3 separate regions of the Homo sapiens genome follow, and all the other regions are linked to region 1. Evidence: chromatin loops called from intact Hi-C (ENCODE). Cell type or tissue: dorsolateral prefrontal cortex. All regions are shown on one strand. Region 1 has its middle 27 kb from the start of TULP4. Region 2 overlaps TULP4 (TUB like protein 4). Region 3 overlaps TULP4 (TUB like protein 4).

Region 1 (4,000 bases):
TGAATTTGATTCAACTTTGGATCTGTGTGCTTGTCCTTATAGAATTATATATGCAAGTGATACTACTGTGTTCTTAAACTGTCCTCTTTATTGGTGGAAGTACCAGTAAATAGAATCATTATATTCACTTACCTACCAGTCATCCTTCAGAACTAACTGTTAAAGTGCAAGTTGGTCTCCTTTCACTAGGAAATAAACTGCCTCCAGCCTTCTGCTTCAGCAGGTCTGCTTCTTGCACCTCAGGCTCCTCCTCCACCCCAGCCAGCTTCAGCCTCTCTCTTGTATTGGCTGCTTGTGTTTTTCTTCACCCTCTGGGAGTCCCCTGGGGTGTCCTCCTCTCCTTTGACGGCTTATGTAGTTTCTGCGCCCATTTAACCTCAGGGAATGATTTCTAAACCACATCCAAAGTGAAAAGTGGTAGATAATGGACCCTCCTATAAATGAGGCTGACCATATATTCTGGAAAACTCTCCTACTCTAAGCCCTTAGAAATACTGCAAAAGATACAGCAAACATCCGTTAAAAGTCTTTATCAAAAGAAAGTGAGAAAAATCCATAGGTGGGGAAAAAGAGAAAGAGGAGTGAGTGTTTTTGGGAGACAGAAGGTCTAAAACTGAATTGGGAAGTGAGCACTGAAGGCCGGGGCCTGGGACTCATTCAGGCCAGATGGAGACCAGGCTGGAAAACAAAACAAAAACATCCATCAGCAAATGGAGTTAAAAAGAAAAAGTCTCTTTTGAGACTGTTTGGCTTGGGATTTGAATTAATGCTACCTGCATGGTCTGGAAAACCCCAAGCTGAGAAACGAATCTAAATGCTTCTGAGTTGGAAGAGCCCAGGGCTGCTTGGCAGAAAGAAAGAAATGCAAATCCTTTCAAGAAGAATGCTACCCTCTACCCGCTGCTGAAGAGCTGGGGATATGCTGACGATAGAAACATTGCTAGACATATAAGGAAATGAGCCGCCGTGAATGAGAGTCAGCTTAAAGTCAGTGATGACGTGCCATCTGCTTGATTCGTTCATTCCTCACTTTTTAGCTGACCACCCATTATATACTGAGTGCTGTTCTCAGTGCTGTGGTTATAATGGCAAAACATTATGTGGAGAAATAGGTACTGAGCTGCTGACCAGAGGCTTTGGTACATTTGGCCTGCAGCCCTGCCCACTTCAGGGCTCTCAGTCAATGCTAGAAAACTGGTGCTTGGCTGGTCCCAGTTTGAAAACTGCTGATTATGTTAATTCCTGGATTTTACAAATGAAAAAACTGAGACCACAGTGGTTAAGTAACTTGCCCGAGGTGTGAGCCTCGGTTTCCTTGCCTGTGGAATGGGGATGATACCTACCTCACAGGGTTTCTGTGGCTATGAAAGGTTAACCAGCATGTTTTCTGCCTCAGATATGTCTATTCTTCCTTTGTCTTCGTCTTTAATGATCACAGATAGTACAAGGACCCAGTTCTCCTGCTTTTCGGGTTCAACACTTTTCTGTTGCTGGTATGATTCTCAAGGTCTTTGATTGTTCAAGCCCTACACAGAGCTTCACACCCTCACTCTTAATTGTTCTCTGATTATTTCATGTATGTGAATTTCCCCTTCCTAACAGATTGTGAACAGTTTACGTTCAGGGTCCAGATTTTGTATTTTTATGTTAGCTTTATGTTGTCTAGTCTTGGACTGGTCTGTTAGTAGATTTTTTGTTGTTGTTAAGCAACAATAAACAATTCTTTATAACAAATAATATGTTGTTTATTAACAATAAACAACATATTATTTGTTTATTGTTGCTGGATTAATCACAGTAGTTCCATTGTAATGAGGAAACAAGAATATTTCTGTCCAAAAAGTCATTATGCGAGAGTTTTGGCAACGTAAGGAAACACTTTTGCTGGCCATTTATGATGTTGACATCTGTATTCTGCCCCTTCAGTCTCTGACTGATGATTCCTACCTGAATTCCTGCTGTGGTTTGCCTTACAGTACAGGCCTGCTCATTCCTTCTGTACCAGGCCTGTTTGTGAGTACTGTTCACCACCCTGAGATTCTCTCTGTATGTTGGAAATCATTGAATGAATAGCTCACAGCCGCTTCCATGTAGTTGTAAGCACATGTATTAGGATTGGAAGTGCATCCATTTGTATGGGCACGGGTCCATTGTTAGCTTTGTTCCCCTGTCGCCCTGCCCTGCCCTGCCCTGATCTCTGGCCTAGATGGACAATGTGGGTGTGCTCTCTGTGTCTTCCCTGTCCATCTGTTGGCCGAGGGTCAGGCACTTCTGCTTACCATCAGAACCAAGAAGGAATCACTTGGAATTCATCCCTCCCATAGAACCCAACTGTGGCTGGGCTATAGCCAGGGCTCTGTTCGGTTGCTGGCTGCGTTTCAGCTCTCCATTTGAGTCCTTTCTATATGAAAAACATGAAAATGCCAGGGGATTATTTTTGCAAGTAAAAAAGATGGCAGCAGATGTGAAAACAGATTTACTCATCATGATGTAAATTGGTGTTTTGTTTTCATTTTAGTTTAACAATATATAGGTATTCATGAAAATATTTGGCTGTAAAAAATTAGGAAAATTACAAACTGCCATTATCTGTTGCAATTCATTCAATTCAGTTTTTTTTGGAAAGAACTTGAAATTGTAAGTTAAAAAATTTACTGAAATTTGTGCTAGTTAAGCTTTAAGAATTCTAAGTAATAATCCAAAAGACATTCTAAAATTCAGATTTATCAAAATCAATTGTACCTTTCTTTGTACAGATATAATAATTTTCTGGAATATGGAATGTGGTGGTAGAAGTAATGCAGAATTGTTTTGCCATAGCCTTTGTTTTCTCTCGCAATTATTTCTGTGTTTCTTCTGTTTTATAAAGGAAATGGATTGTGTTTAGTAATTTCCTCTGTACCTGTAACCACGAGAGTAAACTTTTTATTACATCTAAACTTGTTTATTCTTGTATACATGCTAGATCATAGACTAGTTGAAATTTTCTGTGTTACCATGGGTCTGTGAAAAGATCTTGTCTTACTGGTCTTGTATTCCTAGTAAATTTCAGTATGATGATATCACTTAAACACTGTAACTGTGGGACATTGGCAGGAGCTTGGGGATATTTTTAGCTACTTGGAACTCTTATTGTAATGGTATTTATTAGTAATTCAAGACAAATTTTATTGTTTAATTATGCTCTATGGGTTTATTGCCATCCAAGACTGCAGTGTTTTAGATGACTAGAATTTAGCTTTTTAAGAACCCCAAATTTTTATTTCAGCTCTTTCAGTGGAAAATTTTCTAAAATATGCTATTTCCTTCTTAATGAGAAGATAGTGAACATAATAGGACTTGTAATTTCCCACTTGAGTTCATCTCTTTATTCTTTTGTGAGGACGCACAGTAATGCTTTTGGAAGGGGTCAGCATGTTGGGCTTCTTCCTACATTTAATGGTCATTTGCCAACAGATATTTACTGAGTTCTTTTCTAGGTCTGGAGATTCAGTGATGAAGGCATTATTTCTTGCCCTCAGAAGGTTCATATTGTAGTAGGGAAGATAAACCAGGTAGTAAATCTTAGAACACAATGGGATGTTTACAGTGAAGAGGAGAGGCCAACCTGGAGTATATGGGTTTGAGATCCATACAGATCTGGGTTCAAATTACAGGGTGAATGGAGTTGTTAAGCTCCATCTAGCATTTGCGTGGCCAGACATATGCATGTGTAGTGTTTATTTCTGTCGTGGCAGTAAAAAGACTTCTCCTGTAGTTTATTGGCCTATAAAATAATATAATTTACGACATCATTGGAAAAGTATTTTTATTCCTATGTAGGGTCATTTGTTTCTAGAGTAGAACAGTTTTAACACCGTATACAAATAAAAGCACTTTTATTCAACTGAACATGCATTTATTGAATACGTAATATATACGTACATTTTGCTTGCTAGATGTCTTGATGAATAGACATTTAAAAGTCCTTACCCTTAAGTAATTCCCAAGTTAGCACGGA
Region 2 (4,000 bases), 130 kb after region 1:
TGTGTCTTAGTTTTTAACAAAAACATTTAAAAAGAAAAAAAAAATTAATAGAAAAAGCTTACAGCATAAGGATATAAAGAAAAACATAATTTGGTACAGCTATATGTTTGTGTTTTAAGTGTTATTACAAAAGGATCAAAAAAAGTATCAAACTTCTTGAAAAACTGAAAAGTTTAAAAAGTAAAACAGTTACAATAAGCTAAGGTTAATTCATTATTGAGGAAAGAACCATTTTTTTAATGAAATGAGTGCAGCCTAAGCATCCAGTGTTGATAAAGTCTACAGTAGCTACAAGGTAATGTCCTAGGCCTTCAGTCACTCTCCACTCACTCTCTGGCTCACCCAGAGCAACTTCTAGTCCTGCAAGCTCCATTCATGGTAAGTGCCCTTTTATAGATGAACCACTTTTTATCTTTTATACTGTATTCTTACTGTATGTTGTCTATGTTTAGATAGCTTTAGATACATGAATACTTGCCATTGTATTACAGTTGCCTACAGTGTTCAACACAATCACATGTGTACAGGTCTGTAGCCTAGGAGTAGTAGGCTGTCCCATACAGCCTAGGTGTGGAGCAGGCTCTACTGTCCAAGTTTGAGTAAGTGCACCCTGTGATGATCACACAACAAGGGAATTGCCTAATGACATACTTGTTAGAATGTATCCCCATTGTTAATCGACATGACTGTATACCCCAAGGAGCTCAGGCTTCATTACCATTAAAAGGCCCACCCTACCAGCCAAGCAGTGCCACCAGCACATGGATTCTCCTAGCAGTAGCCTCTGTGAGCAGGGGCCCTCTATCATCTCCATAGCAGCTGTGCAGTCACCACCATCCAACACTTCCCTTGTGTTTCTTTCCATTGAGGGTTTGGAGCAGATATTAGAAACAAGAAAGGGAGAATGAGTTCAGCCCTGGAGGCAAATGAGCTTCCCTGGGCCACAGAACATCTGGAAGCACCCAGAATCTCATAAATGCCTGCCTACCAGGTTTGACTAAAGTAATTACTGTATGTTGTGATCTCATTTTAGAGTTTTGTTTACTTTTGCCATTTGGAACTCAGATTTTTCAAATCTTAGAACCCACTGAGCAACTGTCATCATTAAACAGTGGCATTCTGGGGGAGGCTTGGTTGCCTTTAATCGTGTTGGAGTCAGATCTTACCCGACTAAAAAGGACACCACACACTGGTGACGATGGATCACTGGTCAAGGAACTGGTGGCTTTCTGCACCTGGAAAAGTTCTGTGGCTTAGAAGAGGAGTGTCCTTGAAACCAGCTCAGAGAAAAAGACTACTTTTTAGAAGAAATGACAGATTATTTTCATTATATAGCATGCTTTTCATTGTCACAAAGTAATCAAACATTTGGCAAAAGCTAAGAGATGCTTTAACAATTTCTTTTTCAGGAAATGATTAAGAGTCCTTTATTTCAAAAATGAGTTTGGAACAGTACATGCATTATTTTACAGTATTAGTCACCAGGGGCGGCTGTACCAGGCACACACACTCTGAGACAGTCTGATGAAAAGCTGCCTGGGTCAATGGCATGGTCAGCCTGCTGCTCAGCTTCAATTAATCCATGCCTGAGAACTCTTTAGTAAAGCAAGAGCATTGCAACCTTCTGCAGTTGAAAAACTAAAAGAACTGGAGTTTCTGCCTTTTTGTGTGTGTGTGTTTTTTTTTTTTTTTTTGGGAGCGGGGGAGACAGGGTCTCTCTGTCACCCAGGCTGGAGTGCAGTGGCGCATCTTCGGCTCACTGCAACCTCCACCTCCCGGGTTGAAGCAATTCTTTTGCCCCAGCCTCCTAAGTAGCTGGGATTACAGGCATGCATCACCACACCCGGCTATTTTTTTATACTTTTAGTAGAGACAGGGTTTCACCATGTTGCCCAGGCTGTTCTTGAACTCCTGGGCTCAGGTGATCCACCCGTCTTGGCCTCCCAAAGTGCTGGAATTGCAGGCATGAGCCACCACTTTTTTTTTTTTTTTTTTTTAAGCAATTCGATACTTGGTTTTCTCTGGTTTTGTTTTTCCAGTTGTGATATAGTCTTATCACATTATGTTGACCTAATAAACCCAAATTGAGCCAAGTGGCTAGTTGGGAGACTGAGTCAAGAGGATCTCTTGTGACCAGAGTTCAAGATCAGCCTGGACAATATAGCAAGACCTCATCTCAACAAAAATAGTTTTAAAATTAGCTTGGTATGGTTTCACAACCCTGTAGTCCCAGCTACTCGGAAGGCGGCAATGGGAGGATTGCTTGAGCAATCCATTTGAGGCTGCAGTGAACTATGACTGTGCCACTGCACTCCAGCCTGGGCAACAAAGCAAGACCAAGTCTCTAGACAAATAAACAGAAACCCAATTAGTCCATGTGAACATCCTCTATTACCAGTTTTTTTGTGTGATGTAAAATTGCTGGTATCTCTAAGAAGCTTCATTTTACTGGCTATGTGTTTTGGCTATGGATTAAGGAGATTTCCCAAAATAGTTTTCTCTTTTAGTACAAATCTTTTTTAAAATACATAGTTAAAATGCATGTAAGTAAATAGCATTATCTTTGCAAAATGAAAGAGCTTTTTATTTTTATTCCAGAATGTAATGCGTTGTTTCTGAAAAACATTGTTTTATGTTAATGAGAAAAACCAGACAGTATAATTGGTTGGAACATAAAGTCAGTAAAGCCAAGGTTCTGAGTTTATCTGAGGAAACAACTTTTTTCAGTAATCTCAGACCAGCTATTCAAGAGCTATCTCACAAACCATGCCATTGTCATGATAGAGACATTGCTGATAACACAACATAAACCCATAACCCCTACTTGAAAAACAGCAAGAAGTTCATGTTCTTTTGGTGTTTGTTCATTTATTTTCTCATTACCTGAAATGTAATATATCCATTAATACCATAGATTTTTTAAAAAGCTAAATGTTTGTAGCTATAAGCAACATTGAAGATTATAGATAGCATTTGTTTTGTTAGATAAGATTAAAAAGAAACACAATGTAGGACAAATTGAAAAAGTAAACCAAGGTGGTAGAAAACAGGAACAAATATAATGCTAATTAGAATAAATGTAAATGGATTAAATTTACCAATCAAAAGATACAGCTTAGCAGATTACATTTGTAAAAATCTAGATAACAGTATATCTTGTTTAGAGCCACACCTCAAACTTAAGGACATAAACACATTTAAAGGATGAGAAAGATGTATCTTGCAAATACCAAGAAAAAAAATAAAGCTGATGTAGCTGTATGTTAGTATCAGATAAAGTAGATTTGAAGACAAAGTATTATTTGGTTCGTAGAAGACAGAAAGGATTATTTGGTAAGCTGTAGTTTACCAAGAGCATATTTTAAATATGTATACACTTATTAATAGCATCACAATAAGTGAAGGAAACTAATAGAACTGAAAGGAAAAATTGATAAATCCATTGACATACTCAGACATTTTAACGACAGTCAGCAAAGATGTAGATGATCTGAGCAACACAATTAACAAGCTTGACCTAAAGGACATTTATAGGTTCTTAATTCACCAATTAGACAACATACTTTTTTCTCAAACACAGAAGGGTTATAAAAATTGATCATATTCTAGGGCAGGATTCTGCAAACCTTTTCTGTGAAGGGTCAGATAGTAAATATTTTAGGTTTTGTGGACAAGGAGCCAAAATTGAGGATATTATATAGGTATCATATAACAAGAGGAAAATCAGATTTCCAAAAGATTTTTATTGACAAAATTTAAAATTTGATTTATGAACACTGAAATTTGAATTTTATGTAATTTCAAATAACAAAATATCATTCTTCTTTTGATTTTTTTCTTCTCAACCACTTAAAACCATTCTCAGTTTGTGGGCCATACAAAAATAGGTGACAGGTCAGATTTGGCTCACAGGCCATAGCTTGCCAATCCCTGTTCTACGACTTAAATAAAAAACAGATTTCCAGTGTCAGGCATGATGATTATAGACCACGATCTCTGA
Region 3 (4,000 bases), 120 kb after region 1:
TGGTCAAAAGATGAAAGTATTAACTGTTGGGTTTCCTCCAGACCGTAATTATAATGTAGCTCTTCAGCATTGTTTTATCTTGCTTTAATGGAAGAATCTTGCTGCCACTTAATAGATGAGAAGCATGGAATGGTAGTTTCGCATTCATATCAGATTTGGTGTGGAGTTCACTTTTTCCTAATTCAGGCCTGGCTAATAATATAAACTCTATCCAATAAGAAGATATATTATTTTCTGACAAAAAAGTTTGGAAAATACAGGAAGGAATGTGTAACTGTGTTTCCTGGTACATGTCCTAAGGAAGCTGGGACTAGAAGGTCACCCCCCAGCACATGCAGGTTCAGAACTGGTTAGAGGCACGGCGGTCCCCAGATTCCAGGGCTTTGACCACAGATCTGTTTTCTGAGTTCCTGTATTATCTCTAGGCCATTTCATTCACAGATTCTTGCCAACCAACTGAGATTAACTGAATTGTGTTTGAATGAGAACTGGATTTGTGAACATTCAAATGACAGAAATAAATTTGGCTATCTGAAAGTAAAATCTAAAGTTTTCTTCACATGTAGTTAGTGTTTCAGAGGGCTTAAGAGAAACTCAGTAATAGTAAAGACTACCCAACTAAAAATGGGCAAAGAATCTGAATAGACATTTCTCAAAAAACACACAAATGGCCACCAAGCACATGAGAAGATGCTCCGCATCATTAACCATCAGGGAAACACAAATCAAACTGCTGCACACTCACCAGGGTGGCTGTCATTTTTTAGAAGACAGGCAATAGCAAGTATTAGAATTTGGAGAAACTGGGAACCTCAGCCATTGCTAGTGGGGATGTAAGTTGGTGCATCATTTTGGAAACCAGTCCTGTAGTTCCTCAAAAAGTTGAACATAGAATTATCATTTGACCCAGCAACTCCACTCCTAGGTATAGACCCAAGAAAAATGAAACATGTTTATACAAAAAAAAAACTTGCACACAAAAGTTCATAGCAGTATTCATAATAGCTAAAAGTTGATGAACAGATCAACAAAATGTGGTCTCTCAATACAATGGAATGTTACTGGGCTATATTTAAAAGGTAAACACTGATACATGGTACAACATGGATAAACCCTGAAAACATGCTAAGAGAAGGAAGCCGGTCACAAAAGAGAACATATCGTATGATTCCTTTTATATGAAATGTCCAGAGTAGGCAAATCTGTAACAACAGAGAATTGGTTGCTTAGGGCTGGAGGGAAATATTGTGGGGTTGGTTGGTGGTAGCTAAAAAGTACAGGGCTTTGAGGGTTGAGGTAGATGTTCTAAAACATATTGTAAAGGTTGTACAACTCTGTGAATATACTAATAACCATTGCATTGTACACTGACAATGGGTGAATTACATATGTGAATTTTGTCCCAATAAAGCTGTTATCCAACCCCTTATCATTTGAATCAGTTTTAACATCTTACTCTTGAGAGAGAGAGAGGGAACAGATAACGGTTAATCATCTTTCAAGAATAGTTTAATAGAACAAAAGCTACAAAGTTCTCAGTCTGGTGTGGAACATTTGTGTGACGGAGCGCAGTGTACCGTATGGGCCGGGACTGTGCAGAAGGTGCTGCACGCAGAGCAAGCGGGAGTGCTTGGAACTTCAGGGAAGGCTTTACTCACCAGGCGGCAAGGGGCAGAAGGGTGTTCCTGGCCAAGGGTGGCACGAAGCATGTGGTGATGTTGCTTTTTAAGTTACAGAGTTGGGTAAGGGGTGCAAGTGGTGGGAGACAGGTCTGGAAAGGGAGATTACCTTTCAAAACATTTATCTTTTATTAAAGAGGAAACTGTATATGTAAATACTGTGCTGAAGCAGTCTTTATCTTCTGGAGTTTTGAGTTTGTGAATTAATAACACAGAGCTCTCATTTGCTGAATGTTTGCGGTGTGCCTGGCCCCGGTCTGAGGTCCTTTCTTAAGATACTCCTCACAACTCCGTGAGGGGTGTGCTACCATGGCTTGCGTCAAGCAGACGAGGAAAGGGGCAGCAAGAGGGTCCTGGTGGCCACAGCTGTGCAGCTGGTGAGTGAATGACGAGGCCCGGAGTCAGAGCCAGGCAGCCAGACTCCAGAGCCCGCCTTCCTCACCACTGACCTCCCGGTGACATCTCTGGGGGCAGCAGTCTGCAGAACCATTGTTCTAGTTGAATTTCTTCCAGCCTCCTTTTCAGGGTGCTTTTGGTTCGTTAAAATGACCACATGTGTCTACAATTAAATTGGCAATCACTTTGTTTTTCTTGCACAATTGTAGTTGTTGCTGGTTCACTTAATAAATTGCAGAATAAGAAGAACAGAGTGGTGATAATCACAGGGATTTCTTCCTTGAGCTGTGTGTATTTAGTGTTCATTCAAATTACATTTGTTTTAGGTTGAGAGAAATCCTTCTGAATAGTGATGACATTGGTTGTTCCCTGAGATGGCTTCTTGTGTAAATCTATCAACACCCTTTGGAGGGCTCCTGACTCAGAAGATGAACGTCCTTGGGATGGGCAAAGTGATGCTTGTTTTGCCTTCCCTAAAAGTAGTTCTAGGTGTAAGAAGTGATGTGACTGACTTAGGGCCTTAGATTATGGCCCAAATGTAGGCTTTCTGCAGTTCTGCCCTATGTTTTTTTGTGTAGATTTTCCTGCCTTTAATAACTTCACTGATAATAGTAACACTCTAAAATGAGAGAACATGTCTTATATTGGAGAGGGTAATAGGTTGGTATCTTTTTGAACCATCAAAGGCCTAGGTCAAAACTAACCCTTTCCTCTGACTTCTTAGTCAAAGAACATACACTTTAGCTAATACCCCAAGACAGAAGTTCTTTGGTGCTGAGAGTCAACGAGAGTCACATTCTCCTTGAAAAGGGAAGGGAAGCTCTATACCTGGATAACTGCGCAGATCCATGGCCCCATAGCACAAAATTCGGGCAACTGAGAACCCAGCTGGCCCCCAGCTGGTAATTCCTCAACATTCTGGTGTGTCCTAACATTGCCAAATAGGCTGGAAGGATTTAGAGAACAGGAAGTAAGCTACTGGGAGATAAGGCTGCAGCTGTGAATTATAGACAGGGGAGGAAATGAGAATAACAGCATTAGCAGTTTGGCTTTATTTTTAAACCAAAAATCACTGGAAAGATTTCTGTCTCTAATTTAAGGGTGTTACTCACCTTTTCGTTTATACTAGTTGGAACTCTTAGCAAAGTATGTAAATGGGACTATGTTTCCATGTACTGCTGCATCTCAACTGATTAAGAATCTTTTTTTTTTTTAGAGGTGGAGTCTTGCTCTGTCGCCCAGGCTGGAGTGCAGTGGCATGATCTCGGCTCACTGCAAGCTCCGCCTCCCGGGTTGATGCCATTCTCCTGCCTCAGCCTCCCGAGTAGCTGGGACTACAGGTGCCCGCCACCACGCCCAGCTAGTTTTTGTATTTTTAGTAGAGACGGGGTTTCACCGTGTTAGCCAGGATGATCTCAATCTCCTGACCTCGTCATCTGCCCTCCTCTGCCTCCCAAAGTGCTGGGATTACAGGCGTGAGCCACCGCACCTGGCCACTGATTAAGAATTTCTAAAAGATGAAATTGAGTCTGTGAACATTTCGTTTATCCAACAATGGCAACTGTGTTGTCATAAGACCAAAAAATCTTCAATTTCACATTAGAAATCATTTAAAAATATGTTTTGCCTCCACTCTTTTGTGTTTGTGTCATGCTGTGACTGTGCAGCCTTTTTCATGGAGAGGTTTGTTTTTGATGGATATTAAAGGCAAAAATGTAAATGTGGCTAGCCTCTCTCCTCTGGAGTATGACATCTTGTCATCAAGTATTATTTTACAGAGAGAGTCATAGTGGATGAGTATTCATTGGTATTACATTTAAATAAGGAAATAATTTAAAAACTGATCAGTCATGAACATCGTGTTCTTAATTTGTCATGTTCTATTCCACAGTGGCCATTCTGAAGTACATGAGTGACTATGGGCT

Evidence for each region. Hi-C counts contacts between places; a loop is a spot of excess contacts. Peaks named below come from ENCODE experiments on the same cell type or tissue, not always from the same donor. Only the 100,000 strongest peaks of a DNase experiment are listed, where the experiment ranks them.
Region 2: it touches region 1 in a loop (2.0-fold over the local background); 3 of 110 quality-filtered maps call a loop at or near these places.
Region 3: a loop joins it to region 1, with 3 times the contacts of the local background. A loop is called at or near these places in 4 of 110 quality-filtered maps.

The regions. Positions count from the first base shown.
Region 1 is chr6:158,283,547-158,287,546 of GRCh38, forward strand. It overlaps a transcript of TULP4 not described here. Among named protein-coding and RNA genes, the nearest start is that of TULP4, 27 kb to the right of the region's middle. RefSeq lists an enhancer at 1,953-2,667. In dorsolateral prefrontal cortex, no CTCF peak of the experiment used is centred here; DNase peaks (open chromatin) are centred at 261 and 2,315; H3K4me3 peaks cover 2,232 bases; H3K27ac peaks cover 4,000 bases.
Region 2 is chr6:158,416,423-158,420,422 of GRCh38, forward strand. The region is part of intron 2 of TULP4 (TUB like protein 4); the gene reads left to right. Among named protein-coding and RNA genes, the nearest start is that of SNORA116, 95 kb to the left of the region's middle. In dorsolateral prefrontal cortex, no CTCF peak of the experiment used is centred here; a DNase peak (open chromatin) is centred at 1,519; H3K27ac peaks cover 4,000 bases.
Region 3 is chr6:158,406,584-158,410,583 of GRCh38, forward strand. The region is part of intron 1 of TULP4 (TUB like protein 4); the gene reads left to right. Among named protein-coding and RNA genes, the nearest start is that of SNORA116, 86 kb to the left of the region's middle. In dorsolateral prefrontal cortex, a CTCF peak has its summit at 2,132; DNase peaks (open chromatin) are centred at 1,638 and 2,068; H3K4me3 peaks cover 367 bases; H3K27ac peaks cover 3,980 bases.